2 separate regions of the Homo sapiens genome follow, and region 2 is linked to region 1. A link is a contact called in ENCODE Hi-C or POLR2A ChIA-PET data. All regions are on one chromosome and are shown on one strand. The core of a region is the stretch at or near the end of the contact, and the rest is flanking DNA. Distances in the headings are between cores, read along the strand shown.

Region 1 (5,653 bases), core at 1,685-4,184:
AGCGACTTTGTCAGAATGAAATGACGTGTCATCCTGAGGAACCTAGGACAGCAATGCAGCTCTGGACCTCAGGGTTGGCCTGTAGTGTGGGGAGCCCAGAAAGCCTTTCACGTCTATCTGTAAGACACCAGGCCTCTGTATTTCCACTCCAGTTTCCTCTCTCACTGACAAATTTATCAGTCTGCATTGTTTGCTTCTCAGGCCGCATAGTGAAATACGTCTATATGAGCTAAACATGCCCCACCTCAGAGACTGAATTGACTCTTCAATCCCTATTCCAGATTCCCTGGGTTAGAGGTTCACTCCTAGATCAACTGTGGCTAGGGGAGTGGTATACAGAAATTGAATGTTCCTTCTGCACCCATGGACCTAGAATGGGAGGTACAGACAATTCAATAGATGTCCATTTGGTTCAGTTTGGAGTTGGAAGAGTGGTAGCAACAGACTACACCTTTTGCTAAGGTTGGCCTGAACAAGATGATCCTCTTATGCACCATCTGTAAGTTTTACTTTTGAATGATCTCTGAGAACTTGGAGATCACAGCTCATTATTGCAGAATTTTCTCATGGCTCTTAACAATCTAGATGTTCTAGATACTTGTAAATTAATTTTATGCCCCCTTAGGCTAGATTTCAATTCACTAAGAGAATGGAACAAATCTATCTTTGATTTCCCACCCCCATTTCCTGGTCGCCGGCAACTACTTTGCCATAGGGCTTTGTCAGTGGGAGGTGGGTGGATAGGTGGATGAGCCAGCCAAGAATGTTCATCCTAATGGAGCAGTACAGAACTGGCAACCCTGGGAAAATCCAATAGAGTGAATCAAGATGATGAACAACATTACAGGTAGTTTGACACTGCCCTCTCCCAAGCTGACCCTTCTCCTCTCCTACCCTGGTCCCCCAGGTTATCTTGGACAAAGGTAAACATTTCTGGCCAAATAAATTGTTGCCTTTTACTTGTATAGAAGTTTTGACTTTTAAAATGTAGAGACAGGTTCATTATAGCAGTGTGAACTTGTCGTCGTCAAAGCCACTGCTTTGCCAACATCCTTTATCCATTTCCAGCTGCACTAGTTCAGATAGGTTGGTGTTCAAAACCTCATGGAACATCAGAACCAGAAGGGGCATTAGAGATTAGCTAGTCCAGATTCTGTATTGTGTCAGTGAAGAAGGGAGAAGAGGAAAGAGACAGCTGTCATTTATTTTGTAACTATGTCCTTGTCATAATGCAATGCCTTATTTCCCCTCCTAACTCATGCCTGCTTCCCTGGGCTCACTACAGAGCTGTAGCTTGCAGTCCCCCACTGTCAGCTATTACCATTCTTGAGTTACTAGATTAGCCTTTCTATAGGAAACTGCCCCTGTCTCAAGCTTCCTTTAGGAGTGGCTTCTGTAATCATTCCCCAGAGCTCCCAGCTTTCAGAAAGATCTGGTGAGAGACACAGGAGGATCATTTCATCCTCCCATCCTCAGATTGTTATCCAGTGGGATGGGTTTGGGCAGTGTCTGTGGGAGCAGTTATATTCACACATACAGTTAAATGCAGAAACACAAATGCACTCAAGTTTACATGTTCCTTTAAAGAAGCAAGGAGTGCTAAGAAAAGAGGCTCTCTTTCTGCTTTCTTTTGCATCTACCAGATGGGTGCCAGCCTCAAAGAACTCATTGGTTCCTCTCATGACAGGAAAGGAGACTGGAGCTAGAGTTGCCTGGCACCAGAGCCCTCATTTCAGCTGAGGTCACTAAGCAATTTGGGAAATGGATAGGGGCTGCTGGAGAGAAATAACTCCTGCCCTTTCCAGATACAGCCAATTCCTGCTGTTGCCATTTACCTAAAGCCTGTCCTTATCTCTGCATCTTACAGCATCTCAGTCCTGGATTATCCTTGCTGTACCATCCAGGATTTGCCGGAGCTTACTACTGAAAGTCTGGTAAGCAGATGGGGATTTGGTAGCCTTTGAAATTGCTAGGTAGCACAGGTTGGCATTTGCTCTTTCATTTCTTCTCCAACCCCTTAATGCCCTGGTTTGAGAGTCTCAGATCAATGAAGGTATATTGGCAAGAGCAGAGATGCAGCAGGGGTTTAGAGTTGCTGACCCAGTTGAGAAAGATTTGGAAAAGTTTAGCGTAGCATTTTTCAGAGAAGAGGAAACAGCCAGTGAAAAACACTAAGGAGGAAAAGGAATTTAGAAACATAATGGGACCGAAATTGAGCGTGAATATCTATGCTAAATGCAGGACAATCTCTTCTGGTCTAGCACAAATAATTATCTGTCTTCTTTCTGCTGTGCTACAGGGAGTTCACTTCTTATTTTCATATAGGTAATAAAACCTAGCAAGCAATGTGTACTTGAGAAAATACTTTGTCTAAGTCTCTCGGAGGCAAAAGTCTATATAGCCACAAAAGGATAGCCCAGAAAGTTTCTCATCTTGAAAACAGCTCTAGGCAAATCAGAAAAGTCACTCACGGTTATTCTTAATTCCATGAAACTGACTGAACAACAGCCATACTGAAGATGAGGTATCTACCTCATCATGTATTGCCATAGCTCCTTAGATAAGCCACAATCCATACCTCCAGCCTGTTGCATTGTAATTATGCATTTGTGTCTGTTTCTTAATTTGACTGTAGAATCCTTGAATGAAGAGGTAGTATAATCATTTTTATATCCTTAGAGTCTAGCACTTTGTCTGGTACATTGAAGAGCTCAATAAATGTCAAATGATTGAATCATGGCATGCACCAATGGTTACTACAACCCTTTGTCCTCCAATTGTAATTCCTGCAAAATGTTGAGTCAGAAAAGTATATTATGCAAAAATAGAATGACAATCTCTGTGGTACAGGTTTTATAGAACCATGGGATTCTTGGCTGGAGGGGACTTAAGAGCCATTTGATCCAACCCCCTTATTTCAAAGATGAGAAACCTGAAGGCCCAGTGAATGAAGTGACTTGTCATGGTTTACTCCTCATAGGTGACAGAGCCTGAATCAGACATGAGTCAAAAGACCCATGTCCTGAGACACCAACCTAGCACCCTTTTTTACCACTGGGATAGAGAGATTCCCTGGTCTTATTTAGATGTGGCCTCAGCAGCCAAAGAAGTTGGAAGCTTTTTATTCCTACAGAGAAGTAATAAATTGTCTAACCCTCTCTATGTTATTTATGATGCTATTCAGTCTTTTTTCAAGTTTTTTATTAAAAAAAATTTTTTTTACCCACACTACAGAGATGTAGCTATTAAATCGTTAAAACAACTCTATGAGGTTAGTATTACTATTTTATAGATGGAGAAGTTAAATAGCTACCAGTTGAAAGTGGAAGTCAGGGTAGAGAGACATGTATCCCCTGCCATTCAGAGTTGGAATGAAGAATACATTTTCCACAGAAACAGTGGTACACAGTAGCATTAAAATTCTGCTATTAGTAGGGCATTTCAGAAGATAAAGTCAACTTTTATGGCCTGAATTTATTTCTTCCTATAATGTGTTTTTTATTTTCAGTTCCAACCCCATTGGTTCATATATAGGAATTGATAGGAACCACACTTTCACATCTCTCCCAATTGACCTTTGGGATATGTGCATAAAATTACTGAAATGAAGTGAACATAATAATTTATTATGTTTTCTAAGAAGATTTTAATATTATTCAGAGTGAAAGCATGTATTTATTCTTCCTGAAAAATAGTCATGCTAAGTATTTTACTACTTTGTGTGAAGCAATAGTGGCACCTGGTGGTTTCATTTAGTAACCACAGACTTTTTGTTTTGCTTGAATTTTGAATGAGCCCAGTCATGGGCTGCAATAACTAGTGAGTCTATTCCACATAGGTCCTCAGTATGGTTTATCTAAACTGGTGACTTCTGTGCTCAGAAAAACACTAATGTTCATATGAGTAAGATATATCTGTTTTTTTCAGGCTTAACAAATTGCAAGCACAGAAAATGTACTGGCTATTTGAATATATAGAATTTTCTTTTCTTTTCCTTTTTTTTTTTTTTTTTTTTTTTTTTTTGAGACAGAGTCTTGTGCTGTCACCCAGGCTGGAATGCAGTGGTGTGATCTCAGCTCACTGAAACCTCTGCCTCGTGAGTCCAAGTGATTTTCCTGCCTCAGCCTTCTGAGTAGCGGGGACTACAGGCACGTGCCACCATGCCCAGCTAATTTTTGTATTTTTAGTAGAGACAGGCTTTCATCATGTTGGCCAGGCTGGTCTCGAACTCCTGGTCTCAGATGATCCACCTGCCTCAGCCTCCCAAAGTGCTGGGATTATAGGCATGAGCCACAACGAATGGCTATAGGATTTTCTTTAAGTAACTTTTGAAGTTTTTTTCCTGATATTAAAATAAATATACGTATTGCAGAAAACTGGAGAAACAGAAAAGTATGAGGAAGAAAAATACTCTTATGCCACCTACATATAGCCACTGTTAATATTTTGCTGCAATTATATATATATTCACTCATATATAAACACATTAACAAAACTAAGACTTTATACATAGATATTTCATTTGACAGCAAAATTTAAATGTTCACAATATCATTTTATTAAACATTCTAGAGGACAATTTTTTTCTTTCTTTTTTGAAGACAGGGTCTTGCTTTGTCACCCAGGCTGGAGTGCAGTGCACTCGGCCTGAAGCACGGCCCATCGCAGCCTCAAGCTCCTGGGCTGAAGTGATCCTCCCACCTTCCCAAGTAGCTGGGTGTAGGTGGGACCACAGACATGCTACCATGCCAGGCTAATTTTTGTATTTTTTGTAGAGACGGGGTCTTTGTGTTGCCCAAGCTGATCTTGAACTCCTGGGCTCAAGCAATCTGCCCTCCTTGGCCTCCCAAATTGCTGGGATTACAGGTGTCAGCCACCATGCCCAGCTGAGGACATAATTTTAATTTCTTTAAATTTTTTATTTATTTTTTATTTTTATTTATTTATTTTTTTTGAGATGGAGTCTCGCTCTGTCGGCCAGGCTGGAGTGCAGTGGCGCCATCTTGGCTCACTGCAACCTCTGCCTCCCGGGTTCAAGCGATTCTTCTGCCTCAGCCTTCCGAGTAGCTGGGATTACAGGCACATGCCACCACGCCTGGCTAATTTTTTGTATTTTTAGTAGAGACAGTGTTGTACTGTGTTAGCCAGGATGGTCTCAATTTCCTGACCTGGTGATCCGCCCACCTCAGCCTCCCAAAGTGTTGGGATTACAGGCGTGAGCCACTGCACGCAGCCCAGGACATAATTTTTAATAGTTACACATAATATTCCACTATTTAGTTTCAAAAAGGATTCTGTGCTGTTGACATTTATTTATGTTTTCCTTGTGTAACTCCAAAACAAACATCCTTGCATGCAAATCTTTTATTTTTTTTTTTTGAGACAGGGTCTCGAAGTTGCTCAGGCTTGAGTGCAGTGGTGTGATCACAGCTCACTGCAGTCTTGACCTCCCAGGGTCAAATGATCCTTCCACCTCAGCCACCCAAGTAGCTAGGACTACAGGCACATGCCACTATGCTTGGCTAATTTTTAAATTAAAAAAAAATTTTTTTAGAGATAAAATCTCCCTAGAGACAGAATCTCCCTATTTTGTCCAGACTGGTCTCAAATTCTTGGGCTTAGTGATCCTCCTGCCTTGGCCTCTCAAAGTGCT
Region 2 (5,653 bases), core at 1,501-4,000, 59 kb after region 1:
TCGATCTCTTGGCCTTGTGGTCTGCCCACCTCGGCCTCCGAAAGTGCTGGGATTACAGGTGTGAGGCACTGCGCCCAGCCCACAGACTCTTACAGTTCTCACCTGGAGGGGAAGTTTAAGTGACAGGTGCCACTTCTCTTGTTTTGTTGGCCAAAGCACATCACATAGCCGCACTTCGCTTTCAGGGAGCAGGGAAAAATGATGACACAACAGGCCCCAGAGGAGAACCAGAAATAGCGGCTGGACAGCACTCACTCCCTCAGACAGGCGCCACTTTTGTAATGAATTTTTTTTCTTTTTTTGAATGGAGTTTTGCTCTTGTTGCCCAGGCTGGAGTGCAATGGCATGATCTTGGCTCACCACAACCTCCCCTCCCCAGTTCAAGTGATTCTCCTGGCTCAGCCTCCTGAGTAGCTGGGGTTATAGGTAACCCTACCATGCCCAGCTAATTTTTTTTGTATTTTTAGTAGAGACGGGGTTTCACCATGTTGGCCAGGCTAGTCTCGAACTCCTGACCTCAAGTGATCCACCTGCCTCGGCCTCCCAAACTGCTGGGATTATAGGCATGAACCACCGCACCCAGCCTGTAATGAATTTTTTAAAATTCAGAAAACAATTTAAAAAAGCACAAGGCTGAGAGACAGCTGGCATCAGGAGCTGGGTGGAAGAAGAGGTGGCATGATTGGTACTTATTCCTCAACTTGCTGTTTCTGTGCACTGTGTTTAATTTCTCCAGCCGCCTGTAGAGGTGTCCAAAGCCTTTGGGATGCCTGAACAAAGCACGGAGCTTCAAGTCTCAAAACTCTTCTTAATCTCTGATCGCATTTGTTTCTGCACCTCCAACTCCTAGAGAAATTGTTGAAATAAGATGTCGGTCGTGAAATATTTTCTTTTGATTAGTGCTTACATTTATCAAAATGCAATTCATAATTCAGCATTTACACTATTATTTGTGTTGAGACAGTGTGCTTCCTGATTTCTTGTGTGAAAAAAAAAAGTGGAGGCCAGGCATGGTGGCTCATGCCTGTAATCTCAGCACTTTGGGAGGCTGAGGTGGGCAGATCACCTGAAGTCAGGGGTTCAAGACCAGCCTGGCCAACACGGCGAAGCCTCGTCTCTACTAAAAATACAAAAATTAGCCGGTTGTGGTGTTGGATGCCTGTAATCCCAGCTATTCGGGAGGCTGAGGCAGGAGAATCGCTTGAGCCCAGGAGGCAGAGGTTGCAGTGAGCTGAGATGGCACCACTGCACTCCAGACTGGGCGACAGAGTGAGATTCCATCTCAAAGAAAAAGAAAAAGAAAGTGGAAGATTTTTTTCAATTGCAAAAATTCTTAGGAGTTCAGCCTTCCCATTTGTTCAAAGCAGAATTAACAACAAGAGAATCTCACGGAGCATGATGTCTTCTGTGATGTCTTCTTCTCCTGCCCTGGCAGAGTCATGGAGCCTTGGAGATTACCCTCCAGCCCTCAGAGCAGTGTGCAGCCAAAGTTGGTCCCTGGAAGCTCGCACACAGGCCCAACCCAGACCCCGGGTCCTGCCTCTATGGCTGCAGGCAGGTCTATCCACCCTGCTGCAAAGTGGCCTTTCATAACCCTGGGGGCAGTTCTTTGTGAAGAGGGATGCCTCAGACACCCAATCCCTTCAGACGCTTTTTACTTGACATGACCCCCTCTTAGGTCGCCCTCTTTTGGATGCAGCCAGTTTGTCATTGTGCCTCTAGCTAAGATGGGACCTCCACAGTTGGTTATGTGATTTCATAGTGCAGTGAGGTTCTGGGCTCCTGAAATCTGGCTGGTAGACCATCCCTCCCTGCCAAGCATGAGGCTTTTAGAATAGATTCATTTTTCCTTTAAAATAGATCAAAGTGGCCAGGCATGGTGGCTCATGCCTGTAATTCCAGCATTTCGCGAGGATGAGGCAGGAGGATCACTTGAGGCCAGGAGTGCAAGACCAGCCTGGCCAACAGAGAGAGACCCTGTCTCTACAAACAAATTAAAAAATTAGCCAGATGTGGTGGGTCATGCCCCTAGTCCCAGCTACTTGAGAGGCTGAGGCGGGAGAATTGCTTGAGCCCAGGAGTTCGAGGCTCCAGTGAGCTGAGATTGCACCACTGCACCCCAGCCTAGGTGACAGAGTGAGACCTTGTATCTCAAAAAAAAAAAAAAAAAAAAAAAGCCAACGTGGTGGCTCAGGCCTGTAATCCCAGCACTTTGGGAGCCTGAGGCAGGCGGATCAACTGAGGTCAGGAGTTCGAGGTCAGACCAACATGGCAAAACCCCGTCTCTACTAAAATCACAAAAAATTAGCTGGGTGTGGTGGTGGGCACCTGTAATCTCAGCTACTTGGCAGGCTGAGGCAGGAGAATAACTTGAATCCAAGAGGTGGAGGTTGCAGTGAGCCGAGATCATGCCACTGCCCTTCAGCCTGGGTAACAGAGTGAGATTCTGTCTCAAAAAAAAAAAAAAAAACATAAAAAATTTAAAAAATAGATCAAGGTTCAGTGCAGCCACTGTGGAAAACAGTTTGGGATATTCCTCAAAAAGTTAAACATAGAACATGACCCAGCAATTCCCCTTCTAGGGGTATACTTAAGAGAAATGAAAGCAGGGAGCCAAACAGATACTTGTCCGCAATTTCCATTGCAACATTATTCACAATGACCAAAAGGTGGAATCAAACCAAGCGTCCATGAGCAGACAAATGGATAAACAGATGTGATGCGTTCACTCAATATTCAGCCCTAAAGAGGAAGGAAATCCTGACACATGCTACAACAGTGATGAACCTTGAAAACATTCTGCTGAGTGAAATAAGCCAGACCCAAAAGGACAAATATTCTATGACTCACCTAGATGAGTAATTTAGAATAGGTGAGTTCATTGACACAATGTAGAATAGTGCTGGTGGTGGTGGTGGTGGTGGTGGTGGTGGTGGTGGTGGTGGTGTGTGGGAGGGGGGTGTTGCTGAGGAGGGGCTGGAATGGAAACTCATTATTGTTTGTTTTTGTTTTTGTTTTTTTTTGAGACAGAGTCTCGCTCTGTCACCCAGGCTGGAATGCAGTGGCACAATCGTGCCTCACTGAAACCTCCACCTCCCAAGGCTCAAGTAATCCTCAGGCCTCAGCCTCCCAAGTAGCTGGGACTGGGACTGCAGGGTGTGTCACCACACCTGGCTGGGAAGTTATTGTTTAGAGCATTTGTTTGGGATGATGAAAAGGTTCTAAATGCATGTCAGTGATTGTTACACAACATTGTGAAGGGTCTTAATGCTGCTAATTTATACACTTAAGCATGGTTAAAATGGTAAATTTTATGTATATTTTACAACAATACAAAATACAAAATAAAATCAAGGCTTCTCCCTTTTTGTTCCAGGTCTCTGAGAGAGGTGGCGGCGGAGGGACAGCAGATGCAGGGCAGAGGCCCCCATGCCCCGAGGCTTTCTCTCTGCGTGGGGGCAGGGTGGGGTGGGTGGCAGATAGAAGGGAGAGGCTTTCTCAGAAGGACCGGCCACCACCCCAGTCCTTTGCTCGAAGCCTTCTCTCCCCTCGCGGCGCAGAGAAGCCAATCCTCCCTCTGCCCCTGCACACCTTGCCCCCCAGTCTCAAGGCCACACCTGGGCTACTAGTCACCTGGCCCACCCCACTCCTTTACCCTCTGAGGCCTCGAACCCACCTCCCACAGAAAACAGTCCACACCTGCCTGCTCGCCCTTCACCGCTCCTGACACACCCAGCTGGAATCTACATTTCCTTATTCGCACCTTGGATCTGTCATGCGGTGAACAGCCGTCTGCAGTTATTTCAATTTTGTGTGTTCTCTCCCTGACTAGGATATAGAAGGTAGGATATAGACTAGGAGGTAGAGAAGCTGTGATGAGACGTCAGGCTGGAGGCAGAGCCTCAGAGTGCAGACTCGGGGAGGCCATGCAAACTGCGGCTGCGAGCTCAGGGGCTCACTCATGTGTCCCCAGTCACTGTCATGCGGACTGTCATCGTATTTGCCAAAAACGCTTCACAAGGGGAGCTATAAACAGCAGTGTCCACCCAATAGGGCCCACGCCTTGACCTTGGAGTTGAATCGTCAGCACCACTTGACCGCTTCTCTCTGTGTCCTTCACCCTTGACCTCTTTGACAGTGTGGTGCCGGGTGTGTGCAGCCTGAGGGAATCTGTTCCGGGACGTGGTTGAGCTCCATCTGCCCTGCTAAATTCAGCCTCCAAGAGCCCATATGGCAACGCCGCAGCTTGAGGCCGCCGTACAGCCAGGCTGTGTGTGCGTGTGTGCACACTCTGTGTGTGTGTCCATGTGCGTGCATCCGTGTGCTTGTGTGCGTGTGTCTGTGTGCATGCATGTGCGTGTGCCCGTGTGCATGCGTACACTCTGTGTATGTCCATATGCATGTGTGCGTGTGTCTGTGTGCGTGCGTGCACACTCTGAGTGCATGTGTACACTGTGTGCGTGTGTGTTGTGTGTGTCCACACCACCACCAAGTGAGCTCAGATGGAGGACAGAAGAGTTTGAAGGTGTGGCTAATGTTGATCTTGAGAGGCGATGAAAGGGCGGCGCAGGGTGTGGGAGGGACGGGCCCCTAGGTTGCTGTGGTGGAGAGAATCCCTTGGCCCAGCTTTGCTTTGATGGATGGGTCAGCTGAGGTTCTCCTGGTTTAGGCCTCTGGTCAAAATGCAGCAGCCTGCTGACAGGTCCTTCCCTTGAATGACAAGTCTGGCTCACCACGGTGCCCAGTCAGAGGCATCTGCCCCTGTACCCCAGATCTTTGCATTTTACCCAGAGCCCTCCATTCATGGGCTCTACTGCAGTCTCTGTCTCCCCAGTGCCGGTAAGTTGACCTCAGCCCTCTGTAGGCTCCACGGACGGACAAGGAAGGTCGAGTGCCTTCTCCAGCTCCACCTTGGGCGGCCACCATGGCTCCTGCAGCCAGTCCACCCAGAATGTCTCCAGCTGCCACCATGTACAGAAGATGGGGGCAAGAACCGCCTGTTAAGAGCTGAATGTTTTTGTTCCTTCCCTCTTCAGTTCATTTGTTGAACCCCTAACTCCAAATGTAATGGTATTTGGAGGCGGGGCCTTTGGGAGGTAATTAGGGTTAGATGAGGTCACGAGGGTTGTGACGGTGAATATTGGGTGACTGCATTGAGGAATGCCTAGATGGCTGGTAAAGTACCCTCCTGGGTGTGTCTGTGAAGATGTCGCCAGAGGAGATTGATATTGGAGTTGAGGACTGGGAGAGGAAGACGCACCCTCATTGTGGGTGGGCACCATCCAGTCGGCTGCCAGGGCAGCTAGAACAAAGCAGGCGGAAGAAGAGGGATAGCTTTGCTGGCTGAGTCTTCTGGCTCTATTTTTCCTTCTAGTGCTGGATGCTTGCTTCCCCACCTCCTGCCCTCGGACAGCAGACTCCAGGTTCTTTGGCCTTTGGACTCTGGGACTTGTACCAGTGACTTCCCAGGGGCTCTCAGGCCTTCAGCTGCAGACTGGAGGGTGCACTGACGGCTTCCCTGGTTTTGAGGCTTTCAGACTCGAACTGAGCCACTACCGGCTTCTCTCTTTCCCTAGCTTTCAGACAGCCTATCGTGGGACTTGGCCATGTAATCGTGTGAGCCAGTTCTCCCTAATAAACTCCCTTTCGTATA

The links. Hi-C counts contacts between places; a loop is a spot of excess contacts on that map. ChIA-PET counts read pairs that join two places held with the same protein, here RNA polymerase II (POLR2A). Pooled maps may share reads with other maps.
Region 2: a loop to region 1 is called in a pooled map, with 4 times the contacts of the local background. The contact joins two enhancer-like sites. A Hi-C loop is called at or near these places in 2 of 168 maps with a recorded cell type or tissue (PC-9 and endothelial cell of hepatic sinusoid), 1 of 37 single-sample maps with no recorded cell type and 3 of 50 pooled maps. POLR2A ChIA-PET finds 5 or more read pairs at or near these places in 5 of 52 experiments (H1, HEK293, Panc1 and 2 more).

The regions. Positions count from the first base shown.
Region 1 is chr7:129,468,782-129,474,434 of GRCh38, forward strand. It overlaps STRIP2 (striatin interacting protein 2), which reads left to right. Exons shown (of 21, transcript NM_020704.3): 18 at 1,868-1,934. Among named protein-coding and RNA genes, the nearest start is that of SMKR1, 31 kb to the right of the region's middle. RefSeq lists an enhancer at 1,058-1,597. Within about 2 kb of position 2,935, at least 2 of the 41 ENCODE cell types and tissues checked have a DNase peak (open chromatin) inside an H3K27ac peak, as active enhancers do; they include PC-9, where a contact is called at or near this core.
Region 2 is chr7:129,528,186-129,533,838 of GRCh38, forward strand. No RefSeq gene overlaps it. Among named protein-coding and RNA genes, the nearest start is that of SMKR1, 28 kb to the left of the region's middle. Within about 2 kb of position 2,751, at least 3 of the 41 ENCODE cell types and tissues checked have a DNase peak (open chromatin) inside an H3K27ac peak, as active enhancers do; they include PC-9, where a contact is called at or near this core.